Regions from separate parts of the Homo sapiens genome. Here region 1 is linked to region 2. A link is an interaction called in ENCODE POLR2A ChIA-PET data of the cell type or tissue named here. Cell type or tissue: MCF 10A. All regions are shown on one strand.

The links. ChIA-PET counts read pairs that join two places held together with the same protein. Peaks named below come from ENCODE experiments on the same cell type or tissue, not always from the same donor. Only the 100,000 strongest peaks of a DNase experiment are listed, where the experiment ranks them.
Region 1: POLR2A ChIA-PET joins it to region 2 with 14 read pairs; 4 of 35 experiments call an interaction of 5 or more read pairs at or near these places.

The regions. Positions count from the first base shown.
Region 1 is chr4:159,433,748-159,436,247 of GRCh38, forward strand. No RefSeq gene overlaps it. Among named protein-coding and RNA genes, the nearest start is that of MIR3688-1, 310 kb to the left of the region's middle. In MCF 10A, no CTCF peak of the experiment used is centred here; no DNase peak of the experiment used is centred here.
Region 2 is chr4:159,226,979-159,229,478 of GRCh38, forward strand. All of the region lies in intron 4 of RAPGEF2 (Rap guanine nucleotide exchange factor 2), which reads left to right. Among named protein-coding and RNA genes, the nearest start is that of MIR3688-1, 99 kb to the left of the region's middle. In MCF 10A, no CTCF peak of the experiment used is centred here; a DNase peak (open chromatin) is centred at 1,193.

The DNA.
Region 1 (2,500 bases), 210 kb after region 2:
AACAAATAATATAACCATTTCGATCACTTATCTGACACCTATATAATATGCTTCACTGAGCTGTTTCTGTTTTGTACCTTAAGCACTGACATTTCATTATTTCAGAATCTTTTTCTTTATACATTAAAAGGCTGAATCAATTTCAGAGCCTTGAAGCCAAAGAGGTTTGAGGACCCTTGAAAGTACAGTACCTTTTCTGGAGTATTAAGTATCAATAACAACAGGGATTTTCTTCATCTACGGTTGGATATATTATTCACCAGTGTCAGAAAATAGAGTCTCCTCAATCAGGAAGAGTTTCTGGTTATTTCAAGAATTATAGATTACTATGTACTTACAGGCATCACTTTACCCACAGTATCTGACTCAAATTCAAATGAAAAAATTCACTGTACAGTGAATTCACTTCTGATGATTTGTGTTTTATAAAAAAGGGAAAAATAATAAATTCAAACATCCAGAACTCTGTCATAAATTACTAAGGTAGTTCTGGCTCTAGGAATTTTTGGTTTGGGCACTTTCCAAAGTAAGTGAAAATATAATTATCAATAAAATCCAAGAAATTTGTGGTTGGAACATAAGAGAAGCTACCTACTCTTATCGGGAGGTTGTGTTTCTAGCAAGTAGAGTGTCTGGCAAATTTTCATCTGGCAAGATTAAGGTCTATTAGGAAATAGAGAATATGGTAGAAACAACTAAAATAACATAAAATAATAGGCTTTAAAAATTCACAATAAATGAAAAGTCAAGAAAGAACCCATTTTATTAATATAGCAGTCTGCTCCAGAATCATCCTCTTTAATTGATCAAGAAACATTGATATTGGCTTAATGATCTGCTGAGGCCGTAGGTTTTGTTTCATATGAAATGCGCTTCCTTTACAGTGTTCTGGGCCAGTCCCTGCTAGCTTAAAATGTAATGACTCGTGCTCTTGCATTCTTGTTTTGTTCTTGCAAGTCTTGCAAAATGCTAAACTCACAAATGATTGTGGTGCTCAAGGGCATGTTTTCTAGTGGTATATTGAGAGAGTTAAATGTAATCAGGTCTTCCTGCACTCCTTCTCAGACCTGCCCCCCTGTTCCACAGGAGAAGCAGGGAGGGGAAGTTAGGAAACAGTGTATACTGAGGAGGAGCTTTAAAAATGTAGAGTGATGATATGGTTTGGCTGTGTCTCCACCCAAATTTCACCTTGAATTGTAATAATCTCCACATGTGAAGGGCAGGGCCAGGTGTAGGTAATTGAATCATGGAGGCGGTTTCCCCCATACTGTTCTTGTGGTAGTGATTAAGTCTCACGAGAGCTGATGGCTTTATATATGGGAGTTTGCCTGCACAAGCTCTTTTGCCTGCGGCCACCTAAGACGTAACTTTGCTCCTTATTCGCTTTCCGCCATGATTGTGAGGCCTCCCCCACCATGTGGAACTGTGAGTCTATTAAACCTCTTTCCTTTACCCTTTACAAATTACCCAGTCTTTCGTATGTCTTAAGCAGCGTGAGAACAGACTAATACAAGTGACAACGTAAAACCAATGACCTCAAAACCATTGCTAGAAAGAGATTTACAATATTTACAAGTCTCTCTTTCTACTCTTCAAAAGAATCATGAATGTGACATTTGCGGTTTATTATATAGTAATAGCCCCTTACTTGTCTATTACCCCTTTTCAAGTAACCTTTTTTTTTTCCGTAATTTTTACAATCTTCTTAGGGATAAAATCAGAAAGTTAATTTATTTGTGTTTCCCATAGTTAGTTGGAATTTATGCAGTGGAAGAAATTTACCCAGTGAATGAAATTCAGAACAAGTCTCATGACTTCTCTGCTTACATGGAGGTAATAAAAGTTTTTTGTGGTCAGTAATTAAAATGCTCAGTGCCACAAATAGTCAAAACTCCAATTCTGATTTACATTGAACAAGTTCTTCCTGCTGGGGAAAGGGGATGTGGTCAGGTGAGAGGGAGAGAGGAAGGTCTAGATTCTGATCTAGTGTTGGTTTCCGCTGGTTTTGGCCCATGTTAAAGCTGATTTTTTTTTCTCATAGTTTCTTTCTTGGGACCTTCAGAGGCCCTCCCCAACTGCATCCCTTGGGAATCTCACCAGCAATTTCAGTGACCCAGACTAATGGCTCTTTGTGGCAGCCAGTCACTTCCTGGTAAATATTTTCATTTTCTTTGCTCAGTGTCTTTTTTGGAGGGCGTGCCATGCGATACTGCCTCTCCTTCACTTGAGCAATTTCTGTATTTTCCAAGTCAGATATTGAATCACCCAGTATTCTAAATGACACCAATTTGCTTTTAAATCCCTCTCTACCTGAGGTGAAAGTGGGCATTCTTAGGGTAACCAGCCAGTCTGGTTTGCCTAGGATTGTTCTGTTTTTTTATTTTAAATTTTTTTTATTTTTACACCCCTCTCAGCTCATACCTAATGCCTGCGATTTTTCTAGTTACAGTACTGAAACCCCTGCGTCCCTGGAAACTTCTCCCTGGGATGCAAAAAATCC
Region 2 (2,500 bases):
TGTTCTTTTAACTTCTAAGAATTATGAATACAGTATTTTTCAAGTGACCTGAATTTTTGTTGAGGTTCAGTCTTACAAAGAAATACTTACCATTTCAACTTCTCTTGTGGTATGTGCCAAATTTTGGGCAGGTTAGTGGCTAGGTTTTGATGCCATTAACATAGAGCTTTAAAGAATATCAGATGTTTAGTTCTGATTCTTGAAATCTTGTTTGATTCTTGAGATCAGTTCAGGTTCTTACTTGCTTAGGGCCAATCTGAATCATTCATTATATTCATCTGCCATTTTTCTCATTAATATGTTACATAGATCTGTTTGGTTATTTCTTAATGTAATTGTTTATTTTGCTTCTTGAATGAATTTTATAAAAAATAAGGTCATTTGAAGATAAGATATTAGAGCTAAGCTTCCTTGTCTATACAACTCATACACGGCCAGCTTTGCACAATGAAATGGTGAACGTTTAACAAAAGTATATTGGATGGGCATGTGTCTACATGCTGAAAAGAAAAGCTGTTATGGACCATAACTTTTATACAAACTGATCAGCTGCCATCTGTGTACAAAGCACTGTGATCAGCAGAGACCTGTTTGTGCCACTGTGTAGACTGATAGCAGCAGATTAATTTAGCTGAGCTGTTCTCTAGCAGTTTGGTCACGAGGACATAGACACTACCAAAGTGTAGTCATCACACCACTGATCTTTGCTGGTTTAGATTGTGGCAAGAGAGAAAAACTGCTTGCTCTCTTCACCCCAATACAGCTGAGGTAAGAGCCACCTTTTTTTTCTCTTGAAGGGAAAAATGACAGCAAAAGCAGCCTCTTTTACCTTTTCCCATGCTGTTTTGATTTAAATTTATTCTAGTATTTTCCATGGTAATCCCTCAGGCCAGGTATACAGTTCAGCATCTCTTTGGCGGAGAGCAACTAGTTTGTAGTACAGCTTGGGTAAATTTTAATAACAAAATTGTATTGCCAGCACAAAGCATTTGACCTTGAAGACTCAGAGGAGAGCAGACATTGCAGATTTCCCTACTTGCCCTCGACTTACAAGAGAGTAGATAATGAATTAATAGAAATTGATAAAGAGTGTCTGTCAGGCAGCCGCTGAGGTCATGAGGCTGGTATGCGAAAAGAGTGCCCATACAACATGCGAAACACATAGCTGCAGCCAGGAGAGGTGGGTGGGTCATTGAAGCAGGAAATTAGCCGTCAGATGGAATGTTGGCCTCTGTACAAGCTACGCCGCGCGCGTGGACTCACTGGGAGAAAACACGGGGAAATGGGGAGTGCTCAGTGCTGCAGAGAAAAGAGCTCCTATAGAAGGTGACAGCACTGTTGGTGTTAGTGGTTCTTCAAAGATACTGAAGACAGTGCAGGTTAGAATTTTTTTTAAAGGAATTAAAATGTTAGTAGCTTAAGTATCGAATGTTTAGTGCTTGTTAAATAGACAACAAACTACTGAGGAATGAACGGGGGAATAGCACAGCTATAAGGCCTTCGTATTGTATAATAATTTTTATCTTGTACTCTATTTTTATAAGCAGAGATGAAATGTTGAGATTCACTGTGCAGAGGAGCAAACTTCTGTTAATTTTATGTGGGGTGATGATTGTTAGAATGTTTGTAAGTGAGCCTTGAAGGAAATTTAGAGATATATAGTGTGTATTCAGTTTTCCCAATACTTCTGAAATAGAAGCCGGTTAAAGTCCATGCTTTAGAAGCAGTTCGCAATTTACACACACACATGTAAATTATATATGTACTTGGTGTATGTGTGTGTGTGATTTTTAACATAGCTGTTACTTTTTTGCTTCTTAAACTAATGAGTCAACTTATTAAGAAAAGATTACATGTATTTTATGGAAAGTCAATCCACTTTCCTTTTATACTTATATTAAAATTTATTCTTATATATGTTACTAATTTTTGAGAATGGAATTGATGGCATCAGCAGTTACTTGTTAGCTTTTCCTCCCTAATTTAATTGCCACTCTGCTGTCTGAAGACAATGTTATGTGATTGTTTTTTTGTAAGTCCTAAACAAATCAATTGGTTTTGATTTAGGAACATCAGTCCAGTCAGTTACTTAGATTTTTTTAAGGAAGAAAATAAAATGTAGTAACTGCCTATCATTTTCTGGAAACAGGGGTGTGAAAAAATTGATGTATTGGAGTATTATGTTTTTAATCATTTTGTAAATTAGGATTGCCCACCAGTATATCTGCTTGACTCCTGTGTATTCCCTTGCTGGGTGTAGGCTGACTTGAATAAGTTTACATTCCGATACTGAGAATTGCATTCCACTGGGTAGTTCTGACGTACAAGAAGAATGTGGAGGCCCATACAAAGGGCAAGATTAGGGACACTGATAGAAGAGGCTTCTATGCTCTGTGACTGCCTTTCGTGGAAAGCTCACACTGGCAGAAAGTGCTCTTGACCCAACTTGGGAGAGGAGAATGTGGTCACAGAAACTTCGGACAATTTGGCCTTACAACAC